Linked DNA regions of Homo sapiens: region 1 is linked to region 2. A link is an interaction called in ENCODE POLR2A ChIA-PET data of the cell type or tissue named here. Cell type or tissue: PC-9. All regions are shown on one strand.

Region 1 (8,000 bases), 540 kb before region 2:
TGCAGCACATAGACCTCTAGTCAGTGCAGCCACCATCATTCCGCTGTGTGCCTTCTAAGCTGTTCTGGGTTGTAAGATCTTTGTTAGAATTTGGATAAAGAGAACAGAGTTCTAAGTGACTTTTTTTTTTTTTTTTTTTCTGAGACAGAGTCTCGCTCTATCGCCCAGGCTGGAGTGCAGTGGTGTGATCTCCGCTACTGCAACCTCTGCCTCCTGGGTTCAAGAGATTCTCCTGCCTCAGCCTCCCCAGTAGCTGGGATTACAGGCACCTGTCACCATGCCTGGCTAATTTTTGTATTTTTAGTACAGACAGGGTTTCACCATGTTGGCCAAGCTGGTCTTGAACTCCTGGCCTCAAGTAATCTGCCTGCCTCGGCCTCCTAAAGTGTTGGGATTACAGGCGTGAGCCACCGTGCCCAGCTGGGCCTAAGTGACTTTCTAATGCACAGAATGTGTGAATTTTAGAATATGATCTTTTACCATCCAGTTTTCTGGACTCAGAAGTAACTTTTCCTTCCTCTCTTTTAAATGTTCATTAGGTCAAATTAGAACTGAAGAAGCAACCCTGAGGTATAATACTCTGCCCCAGCAACAAAAAGCAGTACTGCTGCTGACTTACGGCTACTATTCTGAGTTGAAAGTGCTGAAAAGAAAACTCCAGGCCATGCGCATTTAATTTGATTGTAATCCTGCCAGAGATCCACCTGCTTTGCTCCCATCCGTTTCCCTTGGCCTGTCCTGTAGAAAGGGACTGCAATTGAGCACTTTTTTAAATTAAAAAAATGACCTGCACTCTCCACAAAATACAGGTCCAAATGGCAGTAGCTTATTGGTCATCAGTTTCTCCTAGGAAACCTGGGCCACAAGTTTCTGGTTGGTTTCGGACACACAGTAGGTGCTGAATTAATTAAAGGTGTTTCTTTAATTCAGCCCAGAAGCATCTGATTTGCTTAGGAAATTGATTAGGCATATATTACCTGGATGATGTCAATTTCTATGTAACCATTTCTCTCCTGTGTAATTGATGAGCCTCCTAATGTTGATTTTATTTTATTTTACCAAGCACTGTATTTAGTTAATAAAAAATACAGAATAGGATTCAAAACAGCTGTGTTTGCTATTGGCATGGCCGTCACCCTCCTAATACCTGTGCATGTCATAATAGACTACATTTGCAGAAACAAAAGGTTAGGAATAAAAAGATGACTTTTGTCCCTCCAGCTGCCAGTGACAACCCACAGCCTCAGCTTATGGTATTTATTTAATCTTGTATCTGTGATAGGGCTCTGAGACACTTCTGTGAAGCAGATGTTTGAAGATCTGACAATTATGGAAGAAAATTTCTCATAGAAAAAGATATGTTCTCCAGCCTTGGGCGGGGGCCTGACATTACTCTTCCACATTTCACTCATTCATTTATTGAAAAATGAAAAATTATATATATTTATAATATACCAGGTGATATTTTGATATGTGAATACATTGTTGAATTATTATGTTAAGCTAATTAACATATCTCTCACCTTACATACTTATTTTTTGTTGATGAGATGGACATTTCTTTTTTAAGTATGCTTAAATGTGTTCACGGATTGTGTGAAATTTTTGGCATCCCGTTTCTTGATATACCACCTTTTGCCACATTTCTTGTTTATATAGTATGTATCTCAGCCGGTGATGAATCAAGGAAAAAGATAAAGAAAAACAAACAAACAAACAAAAAAGCAAACAAACAAGTTAAAACAAACCCAAAACCTTCTTTCCCAGTAGGCAGTAATTTGGGATGTAAAATGTATGAGGTAGGCAGGAGGAAGATGAAAAGTCTGTCTGAAATGAGAACTGTCTGTTGGCTTAATTCAGGTGATCACAGATTGTCTGTAGCCTTGAGCAAAGCCTAGAGAATAGTGAGGCTAGTAAAACACTAGCCCTTGGGCTCAAAATTTAAGATGGCACCAAAAAACTAAAAATCAGGGTAAATAATATTTTGATGCAATATTTTTAAAAAATAAAAATTAATGCACAATACTCTACAATGAACAAAATATCAAAATGCTAAAGACAGGCTCTAACCCCGCACTGGCAAACGCAACCTCACTTGTCTCCTTCTAATCCTGGCCTTGACCCCTAATAACAAAAAGTAAGATCATCTAGACCTCAAAAGGAAAAGTTGCTAGTCCCTCTAAGCCTTCGTTTGCTCTGGGTTTGAATCCAAACTCTGTTATGACCAACTTAGTGAAATCAGGCAAATTACTCAACCTCTGTAACTTCCTTTTGAAAAATGGAGATGTTTTCTCTTGCAAGACTTTTTATTTATTTATTTATTTATTTATTTATTTATTTATTTATTTATTTATTTGAGACAGGGTCTCACTCCATTGCCCAGGCTGGAGTGCAGTGGTGCCATCATGGCTCACTGCAGTCTCTACCTCTCCAAGCTTGGGTAATCCTCCCACCTTAGTCTCCCAAGTAGCTGGGACTACAGGCATGCACCGTCATGCCTGGCTGATTTTTTTTTTGAAAAAAAATTTTTTTTATAGGGATAGGGGTCTTGCCATGTTACCCAGGCTGGTCTCTTAACTCCTGGGCTCAAGAAATCTGCCCACCTCAGCCTCCCAAAGTGCTAGGATTACAGACGTGAGCCATCACGCCTAACCTCTTGCAGGACTTTTGGGGTGGTTTAAAAATTACGCCTGTGTAGCACTGGGAACATTATGACACCCAATAAATACCAAATAAACAACAGCTTTAAATATTATAATTCATAATGATTCACAGAGTATTAAGATCCCCAGGCGATGCAACCAGGTAGTACCTAAGTGTATCAGTCTTGGGTGCATCTGTCAGGGTTAACCTGGCTTTGTTTTTAACTTTACAGGACATATCAGAGTATAGCTATTGTGCCTGTGCTTTGAACACTCAAACATCCGCTCAACTGCTAAGTAACTGATTTCCTGTTTAGTCACAGCTCCTTGTCTGGGACCAGCCACTGGCAGCAAATTGTCATCTTCTGTATCTCCCTCTCAAAGCAACTCAGCCTTCTGAAGACGTGTAGAAGTTAGGTCTCGCAGGCTTGTATTTATTAAGCCCCCCCCCGCCACCCATCAGTCCCCAGTTATTTTGAGTGTCTCAAACGCATTTCCCACACCTGATGATTCATCTGAGGACGACTCACCCTTGTTGTCACTGACACTGTCCACAGCCCAGAGCTCAGCCTCTGATTTGCTCGGCAGAGATGGGGCTATGTACATATCGTGTGAGACGGAAGCTAACATAAGCAGAGGAGAAATCACGGAAGCAAAGTGAAGTGGGAATCCAGTTAATACTTGGAACAGAAAACTGGAAAGCAGCTCATTCATTCTCTCCGATTGTAAAAGGCGGATGGAAACAACACTTTTGTCAGCCTTTCTTCTAATCCGATCACAGCTGTAAAGACCATAAAGCCAAGCCCCGACGTCAATTATTCTTCTCCCTGTTCCTAAGAATGTGAAATTAGATGGGGAAAAGTGACAGAAGAGTGTCACTAAAATAACTTATTACACTTTGAGGGTCTTAGTCGTCATTAATAGTTGTTACTTTTTGAATATTCATCAGTGCGCCCTGCTGTTCGGCAAGAGAGGCTGTATGAAGTAGGAACTGCACACGCCTGGCTTCAGTCATGTATGCCTTGGATTTAAGCTCTTCTTTTCCACTTAATTAGTTAACAGGAACTTACTGAGCTGGGTGCAAAATGATACAGAAGAATAGGAGAATGGGATTGTAACCCCTGAAGCGTTTGTGATTTAGTTGAGTAGAATAAACTCTGCTGAGCCCAAGCTGAGCCTCAGCCTCATGCACCTGCTGTATTTCCACATTCTTTCATTTCTGCCCCAGAAATGTTGCTTGAATCTGGTTTCTCCTCTTTAACCATCTAAACTTTTACTATTGCTTTAGGACTGCCTCTCCTCATTTATTGCTATGTTGATTGCACTGCCCTGCCAAACCATATTGGAGCTGGATCAGGGGAAAATAAGCATATATATATATATATATATATATATATATATATATATATATATGCATGAAAATATCCTCCCATATTGTGGACCAAGTGGAAAAGTTAATGAAGCTCTACAATGAAAAAAAAAGTTGACTATGAGTAAAGTCTCATGTTGTCCAATCTGTAATCCTATTATTGTCAACCCTCGTAAGCCCGCCCAGTGGATGAGGTGGTGGGAGATGACGAGGGTGGGATGGGCATTCTGCAGCCAGTGGGGAAGAAGGCAGGGCCCTAAAACAAACAAGAACAAGCATATCTTTATTTAGAATTTGGATGTATTTTCATCGTGAATTTCCTTTGCATTCATTTTGATTAAAAAAAAATGCATTATGGCTGGGCGTGGTGGCTCACGCCTGTAATCCCAGCATATTGGGAGGCTGAGGCAAGTGGATCACTTGAGCCCAGGAGTTTGAGACCAGCCTGGCCAACGTGGCAAAACCCTGTCTCTACCAAAAATACAAAAATATATATATATATTAGCTAGGCATGGTGGTGTGCACCTGTAGTCCCAGCTACTTTGGAGGATGAGGCAGGAGAATTGCTTGAACCAGGAGACGAAGGGTTGCAGTGAGCTGGGATTGCATCACTGCACTACAGCCTGGGCAACAGAGCAAGACTCTGTCCCAGAAAAACTAAAAAAAATGCATTAAAATAATATTTATCTGTATTGCTGAGGTTTGAGGCACCCTCTTAAATTTTACACCTAGGCAATACCTCCAGCTCTCACACTAATCCAGGCTCTGGTCTATTACAAAAGTCCCCGCGGGCTCTGACCTACACAGCTGCCAGTTACCTTCCTAACAGACGACCAGTGATCATGTCACTTTCTTGTTAATCCAGACTGCTGGGAGCGAAAATTCAGCCCCCTCGGTTTGGCGTTGAAGCCCCTTTACAATCTGGCCCCCACCTAACCCACCAGGGCGCCTGCCCTGTCTGGCCCTGTTCCCACCTCTCTTGCCTCATCAAACTTCTGCCAGACTGCACCTTTGTCCATGCTCTGCTGTCTGCCTGAATTGTGCCCCTGTCTCCTGAATTGTGTCTCCAAGCCCCTTCACCTAAAATATTCCTGTTAGCTCTCAAGTTTCACCTCAGATATCCCTGACTGGCTGGGCAGACTTCTTAGACTCTCGCAAGCAGGCTTCTTTGTTCTGTTTTCCCATAGGAAATTGTTCGTTTCCACTCAATTCATATCTTGGTGGTTGCATTCATTTTTCGACTGTGATTTATCTGTTTACCGGTGTCCCTAGTTCCACTGCCAGCTCCTTGAGGCGAGCAACCGGGGCTTTTCATGTCTAATGAATAAATGAATACAATTTGACACAGTGAAAAAGGCAGGAACAGCAACCATAAAAAATCCATGAAAAACAAAAGCACAGAGGACAATAGGCAGAGAGGACACTGGTCTTTTTTTTTTTTTTTTTTGAGGGGGAATTCTCACTCTTTTGACCAGGCTGGAGTGAAGTGGTGTGATCTTGGCTCACTGCAACCTCTGCCCCCAGGGTTCAAGCGATTCTCCTGCCTCAGCCTCCTGAGTAGTTGGAATTACAGGCGTCTGCCACCACGCCTGGCTAATTTTTGTATTTCTAGTAGAGACGGGGTTTTGCCATGTTGGCCAGGCTGGTCTCGAACTCCTGACCTCAGGTGATCTGCCTGCCTCAGCCTCCCAAAGTGCTGGGATTACAGGCGTGAGTCACTGCGCCCGGCCGACACTGGTCTTAAAATCAGGAGAACCTGGATTTGGCTTTTGGTCTTGTCATTAGCCAGCTTTACAACTCTGTCATTATTTTCAGATTTTTTACTATGGAAACTTTAAAATTGTAGCAAAAATAGAACAGCCTGATGAACCCACATGTACCCATCATCCAACTAGAACAATGTGGGTTCATCAGGTTTCTTGTCATACTGCCCCGCTCTGCTACCCCCATCCCTGGATTGTTTGGAAGCAAATCCTAGACCTTACTGTCACTTCACATATAATTATTAAAGGAAGAACATGAACATTGTAATTGATTGCAAACTCACCATGAACCTGGTGGAAAGAAGAGATCACAATAGGCCGAGATCACGGGGAAGCTCTTGGAAGCAAGTTATGAAGGAGGAATACGGATTTTGGCAGAGAAAGTCTGTAAGTAGGAAGCTGTAAATCATGTGTCCAACATGTGGTGAGCAGATTGTTTTATCTGGAGTGGGGACTGGGTGGCGGAGGGGGGTGAGCAGAGGAAAATCTAGGCCTGGGACAGAGAGGCAGCCTTTGGGCAATGGGACAGACTGGAGACTCTTTTAGTTTTATGTAATGCAAGGGCTAAGGAAAAAACTTTGCCTTTGTCCCCTGAAGGTTTGCTGAAAAATCAACTGACAAAAAGCAGATTAATAGAAGAGAAGGCTGGCCAGGCGCGGTGGCCCACGCCTGTAATCCCAGCACTTTGGGAAGTTGAGGCAGGAGGATCGCCCAAGGTCAGGAGTTCGAGATCAGCCTGGCCAACATGGTGAAACCCTGTCTCTACTAAAAATACAAAAATTAGCCGAGCGTGGTGGCATGTGCCTGTAATCCCAGCTACTCGGGAGGCTGAGGCAGGAGAATCTCTTGAACCCAGGAGGCGGAGGTTGCAGTGAGCCAAGATCGCACCACTGCACTCCAGCCTGGGCGACAGAGCGAGACTCGGTCTCAAAAAAAAAGAAGGCAAGGTATATAAGTGTATTAGTGTGCGCTGTGGGAGGAGGGAGGAACACAGAGTGATTACCCATATCCTAGTGGGGTACAGATGTTTATATGTCTTGTTTTTTTTAGGGGAAAAGGAGATGGGGAAGTGTGGATGATTTTAGGGAGGTAACAGATGATTTTTAGGGGAATTCAATGAGCTTGAAGAACATACAATGGCTTGGGACAAAGTCTGTTTGGGCAGACAATGGTTTGTGACAAAAATCTTTCCAGGTGTGTTGACCGACTTCAGTGTTTTGCCCTGTGATATGGGTTCAGTTAATGAAAACTCAGGGAGGGAATGGATCAGAGGTGATTGTTTTCTTTTTTGCCAGGTCTAGACGTTAGGCAGATAAGGGAACTCCAGAGAATAACTTTTATTCTGTGTTTTGGGAGGACAGAAATGATGGGAAAGGGAGGAAGATCAGAGATACATTGAGGCTTCTTCCTCAATTCAGCATGTCAAAGCGCCATATTTTGGGATACCGCTTTCTGAGCCCCAACAGTAACTAGGTATTATTTTGAAGGGTTGCATTCACACTTGTGACATGGAGTAAAGGCCAGTGGTAATATTTCTGTAGAGCGCTTTAGTTCTGTCTCTCAATGTACTTTCCTTGTTAACTAATTTCTCCTTTAGTAGCAAAAGGAATTGTGACAGGTGCATTTAAAGAAACTGTTACCTGCACCAACTACCAGGCATTCGTTAGTTGGGGAGAAATGAGAACTCATGTTTTCCATACTCAGCCCTACCCCAAGATGACCTGGCAACTGTACATTTTATCCCACTGGGTTTAATCCTTATTATGAATAACAGAGCGAAACTTTGTTATTCATGGGAGTGGATTTCTCCTGCTGAGAGAATTAGCGGCAATCTCATTCAGGAAGCTGCCTTCTGATGCAATGAGGTCTTTTGAACTGTGCATAAATAGAGGCCATTCTTTAGGCATTTGGAGCATAGGGCTTAAATTGCTCCAGAAGTTCCAATCAGACTCTAGGTATCTTTGGCTGTTTTTTTTGTATTTTTTTTGGTTTTTTTTGAGACAGAATCTCACTCTGTCGCCCAGGCTGGAGTGCAGTGGCACAATCTCGGCTCACTGCAACCTCTGCCTCCCGGGTTCAGGCAATTCTCCTGCCTCAGCCTCCCAAGTAGCTGGGATTACAGGCGTGCGCCACCATGCCCAGCTAATTTTTGTATTTTTGGTACAGACGGGGTTTCACCATGTTGGCCAGGATGGTCTCGATCTCTTGACTTCATGATCCACCCGC
Region 2 (8,000 bases):
AATATATATTTCACAATATCACACCCATCTATCACCATAATGATTTTCTCCTTTCTGCATATTGCCTGTACTATTACATACTAATATTCGTATCAGCTGATATTTTTCCCTTACATTTAAGTGGACACTTATCAATCCAGTCATGAATGGTAAGACAGTATCACTTTGTCACAAATAAAAGGTAACAATAAAAATAAAGCAAAATGATGTTATTAAAGTCTAATACCAGGATCATAAAGCCACTAGTACAGAGATTTTGTTCTTAATTCTGGATTCCCATCTTTGTACATACACTAAATGGTTTGCATGTAAAAATGCATTATACTTAGATATGCATAGAGCATGTCGGTGTGTTTCCTTGATTTCAAACCATTTGAATGAAGAACGGTTCTGTGCAGTTACCTGAAAGTAAAAGAACCTTAACAGCAACCCGGATTTATATTTTAGAACCTCAATCAGAAACAAAATTGGAAAAGTACTCTTTTGTTCTTTATGAATTGCAAAATAACCTCCAGGGTGAACCAGCCTGGCTCCAGGACTGCTTGCACAGTAAACATATATACTTGTTAGAACTTCGGAGAATATTCACATTGGAAAAACCTTAAAGCTCTGAAAATGTTTTACATTTTGTGTTTTTAAGACCTTGCCACCATGGAAGAAAGAGTACAAAGACGATATTATGAAAAGCTGACGGAATTTGTGGCAGATATGACCAAAATTTTTGATAACTGTCGTTACTACAATCCAAGTGACTCCCCATTTTACCAGTGTGCAGAAGTTCTCGAATCATTCTTTGTACAGAAATTGAAAGGCTTCAAAGCTAGCAGGTGAGCAGATGGGTTCGGTATTCTGAATTAATTCAACTCTTCACACTCTTTATACTATTCTGTCTAACGATTCAACCAGTGCAGTTTATGGTAAATTTAACCTTAAATATCTTTAAAAAAAAAATAAATAAATCAAGACTCCAGGGTTATGATCTACTGCCAAGGAGAAGTGGACAAATTGCTGGGTTTGTTGTTGATCTACTTAAAGTCTTTTTTTGAAAATTCAAGAAGTGGCCGGGCATAGTGGCTCACGCCTGTAATCCCAACACTTTGGGAGGCCAAGGCAGGCAGATCACCTGAGGTCAGGAGTTCGAGCCCAGACTGGCCAACATGGGGAAACCCCGTCTCTACCAAAAATACAAAAATTAGCCAGGTGTGGTGACGCACGCATGTAATCTCAGCTACTTGGGAGGCCGAGGCACAAGAATCACTTGAACTTGGGAGGCGGAGGTTGCAGTGAGCCAAGATCACACCACTGCATTCCAGCCTGGGTGACAATGAGACTCTCACAGGAGGTGGGGGGAACATCCCAGCCTTGTCAACATAATGAGACCATGTCTCTACAAAAATTTAAAAAATTAACCAGGCATAGTGGCATGCACCTGTAGTCCTAGCTACTCAGGAGGCTGTGACAGGACGATCACTTGTGCCCAGGAGTTCAAGGCTGCCGTGAGCTGTGATTACACCACTGCTCTCCAACCTGAGTGACAGAGTGAGACCCTGTCTCAAAAAAAAAAAAAAAAAAAAAAAAAAAAAATAAGAATAAAAGAAGAATTTCCTGAGCTGATGATTGTCACAGGACTTTAAATTCTAGCAGAATAAATTCCTTCACTCAGCAAATAACTTTTGAGAACCTGATGTGTGCCTGATACTGGGAATTTAGCAGTGAATAAATTAAAGCCCCTGCACTCTATGAGGGGTGGGTGGAGCAAGGGGGACAGTTGATAAACATCATAAACCAGGTAGACAAATGGAAAAAGACTCACCCCTACATACATCGCTATAAAATTTCCAAATGCTAAGAATAAAAGAAACTCTTAGATAAAACCGACAATCTATAAAACAAGAATTAGATTGGTGTCAGATTTTTCTGCTGTGACATTTAGTGCTAGAAGATTATGGAAGAATAAATCTAAAAGTTTAAGAAAAAATGATTGTCAGCCTAGAAGTCTGTGCAGCCAGTCAAGTTTAGAGGCAGAATAAATATATTTTCAGTCATGTGAGGACTCAGGGCATCCTTTCTTGGCAGGTATTTTTAAAAAGTGTGTGCTATTGGCCAGGCATGGTGGCTCACGCCTGTAATCCCAGCACTTTGGGAGGCCAAGGTGGGTGGATCACTTGAGGTCAGCAGTTCAAGACCATCCAGACCAACATGGCAAAACCCCATCTCTCCTTAAAATACAAAAATTAGGCAGGCATAATGGTGCACGCCTGTAGTCTCAGCTACACAGGAGGCTGAGGCATGAGAATCGCTTGAACCCGGGAGGCACAGGCTGCAGTGAGCTGAGATTGCGCCACTGCATTCCAGCCTTGGTGTCAGAGTGAGACTCCATCTCAGAAGAAAAAAAAAAAGTGTGCTGTCAAAAATAAGGAAACAAATTTTTTCCTTTTAATAATGTATCTTCCTGTAATCCCAGCACTTTGGGAGGCCGAGGCGGGCGGATCACGAGGTCAGGAGATGGAGACCATCCTGGCTAACACGGTGAAACCCCGTCTCTACTAAAAATACAAAAAAATTAGCTGGGCGTGGTGGCACATGCCTGTAATCCCAGCTACTAGGGAGGCTGAGGCAAGAGAATCACTTGAATCTGGGAGGCGGAGCTTGCTGTGAGCCGAGAAGGCGCCACTGCACTCCAGCTTGGGCGACAGAGGGAGATTCCATCTCAAAAAAAAAAAGTATCTTTTTTTTTTTTGAGACGGAGTTTCACTCTTGTTGCCCAGGCTGGAGTGCAATGGCGCGATCTCGGCTCACCACAAGCCCCACCTCCCGGATTCAAGTGGTTCTCTTGCCTCAGCCTCCCTAGTAGCTGGGATTACAGGCATGTGCCACCACGCCCGGCTAATTTTGTATTTTTAGTAGAGACCTGGTTTCTCCATGTTGGTGAGGCTGGTCTCAAACTCCCGACCTCAGGTGTTCTGCCCACCTCGGCCTCCCAAAGTGCTGGGATTACGGGCGTGAGCCACCGCACCCGGCCATGATGTATCTTTTTATTTAGGGACAGGGTCTTGCTATGACCCAAGCTAATCTTGAACTCCTGAGCTCAAGCGATCCTCCCACCAGCCTTGGCCTCCCAAAGTGCTGGGGCTGTGAACCACTGTGCTGGGCCAGAAATATATATATATATATATATTTTTTTTGAGACAGAGTCTCACTCTGTTGCCCAGGCTGGAGTTCAGTGGCACAATCTCGGCTCGCTGCAACATCTGCCTCCTGGGTTCAAGCAATTCTGCTGCCTCAGCCTCCCAAGTAGCTGGGATTACAGGCAGCCACCACCATGCCCAGCTGATTTTTGTATTTTTAGTAGAGACGGGGTTTCACCATGTTGACCAAGCCGGTCTCAAACTGCAGACCTCGTGATCCGCCTGCCTCAGCCTCCCAAAGTGCTGGGATTACAGATGTGAGCCACCGTGCCCGGCCAGAAATTTTTGTTTATTTGAGTTCAGAAAACAAGTGGTTCAGGAAAGCAATGAGAATTACTCTGACCCAAGATGACATTTATACAGCAGGCTGTAAAATGTCAGCAGACCAAATCCTAGCAGGAGAATGGAGCACTCCCCAGAGGCTCAGTAGAGCAAGAAAATGACTCATACATTAGATAATTTGTTTAAGACAGAAAAACATAAGGCTATGATTAAGCCAAAGAACGTCAGGGATAAAAATGAAAGGCAATTAGAAACGCCACTAAAAACAGAAAGTTGTGTAAGTGTACCCTGTTAGCTGGGCACGGTGGCTCATGCCTGTAATCCCAACACATTGAGAGGCTGAGGCAAGAGGATGCTTGAGCCCAGGAATTCTAGACCAGCCTGGGCAACATGAGGAAACCCCATCTTTACAAAACACAAAAATTAGCCAGGCATGGTGATGTACACCTGTGGTCCCAGCTGCTTCAGAGGCTGAGGTGGGAGGATTGAGCCCATGAGGTAGACGCTGCAGTGAGCCATCTTCATGCCACTGCACTCCAGCCTGGAAGACACAACAAGACCCTGTCTCAAAAAAAAAAAAAAAAAAAAAGGCCCTGTTAGCAAAGGACTAGGTGCTACAGAGAAAAATATTTACATTTTCGTAGTAACGTAAATAATGACATTGGGCCGGGCACGGTGGTTTACATCTGTAATACCAACACTTTGGAAGGCCAAGGCACGTGGATCATCTGAGATCAGGAGTCGAGACCAGCCTGGCCAACATGATGAAACCCTGTCTCTACTAAAAGTACAAAAATTAGCCAGGTGTGGTTGCACATGCCTGTAATCCCAGCTACTCAGGAGGCTGAGACAGAATCACTTGAACCTGGGAGACGGAGGTTGCAGTGCACCAAGACCGCGCCACTGCACTCCAGCCTGGGCCACAAGAGCAAAACTCCGTCTCAAAGATAATAAAAATAATGACATTGGTTTTCGACTTTTAGAATCACCCTATAGACAAAGCATAGAATGATATAATTTTTAAATTATAGGGAAATAAAACTTGGACTCAAAAAAGGGAGGTTGGGAAATGGTTAAGTGAGCTTGGTTCTCCTTGCCATAGCAGGGCTTAAACAAAAGTTGATAAAACAAGAAATAGCAGTATAAGAAATTACCCTGGCCGGGCGCAGTGGCTCATGCCTGTAATCCCAGCCCTTTGGAAGGCCGAGGCGGGCGGATCACCTAAGGTCAGGAGTTCAAGACCAGCCTGGCCAACATCGTGAAACCCCGTCTACACTAAAATAAAAAAATTAGCTAGGTGTGGTGGTGCACGCTTATAAGTCTCAGCTACTTGGGAGGCTGAGACAGGAGAATCACTTGAACCTTGGAGGCGGAGGTTGCAGATCGCACCACTACACTCTAGCCTGGGCAACAAGAGTGAGACTCCGTCTGAAAACAAACAAACAAAAAAAAACCTACCCAGGCCGGGTGTGGTGGCTTATGCCTGTAATCCTAACACTGTGGGAGGCTGAGGTGGGTGAATCACTTGAGGTCAGGGGTTCAAGACCAGCCTGGCCAACATGGTAAAACCTCGTCTCTACTAAAAATACAAAAATTAGCTGGGCCTGGGGGCAGGCACCTGTAATCCCAGCTACTGGGGAGGCTGAGGCAGGAGAATCATTTGAACCTGGGAGGAGGAGGTTGCAGTGAGCTGAGATCCTGCCACTGCACTCCAGCCTGGGCAACACTGAGGCTCCATCTCAAAAAGAAAAATACATCTACCCAGAGAACTGAAAAGTCAAAGGGATTGATCATAGGGAGCCTGGATTTCAGATGGAGTTAAGGTAGGACAGAGGAGCACAACTTCTCATTATAAGCCCCTCTATGCTTTTTCATTTGTACATCGTGGTTATTCCTCTGGTTCAGTTTCTAAAATTGCTTTTTTAAATTGGGAAGGCCTTTGGTGGTAACTGTGAGGTAGAAGCCAAGGAGTGTGAATCCTACCCTGCTGCCAGCTTGCTGGCAGAGCCCACAGGATGACTGCTGGCAACTGCTGATGAAGGAGAGGAAATTGCCTGGAGGTCCTGGGGACTGTAGGCAAGACAAAGGGAATTGGTAAAGGAGAGATGGAGGCCTAGGCTGGGCCTGCACAGTGAAGGGGCCACTTAGGATGTCTTCTTGCCACGTGGTTATTTTATGTAGTTTTTAAATATACTCAAGTTGACATAATTTTCATTAAAGCACATGGGAGCTGAATTGAGAAGTTTGCTCAATTCTGCTTAAATAAACAAATTAGGCTGTGTGCAATGGTGCATGCCTGTGATACCAACACTTTGAGAAGCCAAAGCAGGCAGTTCGCTTGAGCCCAGGAGTTTGAGACCAGCCTGGGCAACATGGGGAAACCCCATCCCTACAGAAAATACAAAAAATTAGCCGGGCATGGTGGCATGTGCCTGTAGTCCCAGCTACCCAGGAGGCTGAGGTAGGAGGATCACCTGAGCCCTGGAGGTTGAGGCTGCAGTGAGCTGTGATTGCGCCACTGCACTCCAGACTGTGCTACAGAGTGAGACCTTGTTTCAAAACAAAACAAAACAAAACAAAATTACAATGTAAAGAGTTGTATAAGGGCAACTTGCTGTTGCCTTTTTAGGGAATTTCTATTGTTTTCCAGATTTAAGGCAGAATGAAACATAACTAGCCAGTTATTGAAAATTGATTTATTTATGGATTTTCAGAATTTCCTTTGCCATATTTTCCCATTTTATGATCTCCAGCATTGTTTGCACATTGTTTTCATTACTGCACTTTGTTATAATTCATCATTTATACCATCCATATTCTTTCTTTTCTTACAGATTGTGATATCTTTAGTCTGAATTTTTAACTGGAATCAGAACTGGATGTTGGGGTCACTCTTTGTTTTATTGTACCTCGTGATTACCTAATTCAAAATTGCCCCCCAAAAAGTCAGATTAGTTAATATAATTTTTTAATGTTAAAGATGTATCGTGGTAAAAAATTTACTCTAGCAGCCATGTTGAACAATGTATTTAAAAATTGTAAACTCTTGGAATACTGTATTTATCTGCTATTTCAATATAAAGTCCTTTGACTTAGTCCTGGTAACTGTACAGTAATTTGGTTTACTAATGAAAGTTGTGAATAAAACTGTGAAACTAGAAGGGAGACTTTCTGGACTTTAATAGAAAAATGTGATTTTAAGATTGCTTTTTCTTTTGTTTTAGCGTAATTTTTCCCTTTATATTCCCCTCATCAATGTAAATAAACACACACACACACACACACACACACACACACACACACCTTTCACCACAATGGTAATGCTTCTGTAAATGCCTCTATTTGTCCAGTTGGCTGAAAATGTTGTAATCTTTATTAGACAAATATATATATATATATATATATATATATATATATATATATTTAAATATTGGCTTTTTCCAGTGAGCTATTATGTTTAGTGTACAGTGAAAAGTTTTAATATTATAGGTTAAAATTTTCTTAATCGTTCTTTTCTATTCGCTTGCCAAGGGTGAATGAAAGAACATGGCTGCTTCTCCCAGACTGACTGACCTTGGCATCCGCATAAAGCATCATTGTTTTCAAAAATGAAGGGTGCTTAATTGTTCCCTTTTTTCTATATTCTGTAGGTCTCATAACAACAAACTGCAGTCTACAGCTTCTTAAAGTTCAGCGTGTTAACCTAACATAAAACACAGCAAGAATCTGGTTGTCTGAACTATTTTAAATTAAGGAGCCAGATGTTTTTAGTCAGGCTATCCTGACAAGACTTGACCTAAACTTCGTTTTTATTGGTCATAACAGTCCAATTATATTCTTGGCCAATTTTGTCCAACGGACAAGAAAAAAGCAAAGTCAACGACACCATTATCTTGTCAAGATCAGATGGTTTTACTATTGTGGCAGAAGCGAGAAAACTTTGTTTATTGAAAAAAAAAGAAAAAGAAAGCAAGAAAAAAAGATACTATGGGGTCAAGTGTAACTCCATGGAAATGCCACGTCTGCTCTTCAGTGAAGAAGCTGGTTTAGAGTCTCACAGAAAACTTTTGACTGTATTTATTTATTGTTGCAAAAAAGACGCTTTTTTATTGCTGCCCTCATTTGTCAGCTAATTATTTTTTCTTATAAAATCCAGCCCCGGTTACATATAATCATCTGTATCTTATCATGATTCCTGTAGGTAAAAGTACAAGACGACCTCTAGATGTCTTTTCTTTCTATGAAAGGAGCTGCTATGTACACATGTGCACACACACACAACTGGGAATCAACAATGAGTTTATTGTTCATGGTAGATTAAAATTAAGCTTGCATAAAGGTTGGGCTAAGTGGTCCTGGACTACAGACTCTGTTGCCTTGAATATAACAGTACAATTTGTCAATTACTCTGCACCAGGCTAAAATGAGTAAAATCTATTTGAAGGTATCTTGTTTGTAAACATTTGTCAGATTCTAATTTTTTTCTTTTGTATTAAAATTCAACTATGGATGTATATGAAACAAAATAAA

Evidence for each region. Peaks named below come from ENCODE experiments on the same cell type or tissue, not always from the same donor. Only the 100,000 strongest peaks of a DNase experiment are listed, where the experiment ranks them.
Region 1: POLR2A ChIA-PET joins it to region 2 with 15 read pairs; 2 of 35 experiments call an interaction of 5 or more read pairs at or near these places.

The regions. Positions count from the first base shown.
Region 1 is chr17:67,438,194-67,446,193 of GRCh38, forward strand. The region is part of intron 1 of PITPNC1 (phosphatidylinositol transfer protein cytoplasmic 1); the gene reads left to right. It overlaps LOC124904046 (a long non-coding RNA gene), which reads right to left and starts at 6,138. Exons shown (of 3, transcript XR_007065881.1): 1 at 6,059-6,138; 2 at 5,124-5,328; 3 at 127-3,475. RefSeq lists an enhancer at 7,327-7,885. In PC-9, no CTCF peak of the experiment used is centred here; no DNase peak of the experiment used is centred here.
Region 2 is chr17:67,975,132-67,983,131 of GRCh38, forward strand. BPTF (bromodomain PHD finger transcription factor) reads left to right here. Exons shown (of 28, transcript NM_182641.4): 27 at 641-827; 28 at 7,121-8,000. The coding sequence ends at 7,157. It also overlaps the pseudogene RN7SL622P. Among named protein-coding and RNA genes, the nearest start is that of C17orf58, 17 kb to the right of the region's middle. In PC-9, no CTCF peak of the experiment used is centred here; no DNase peak of the experiment used is centred here.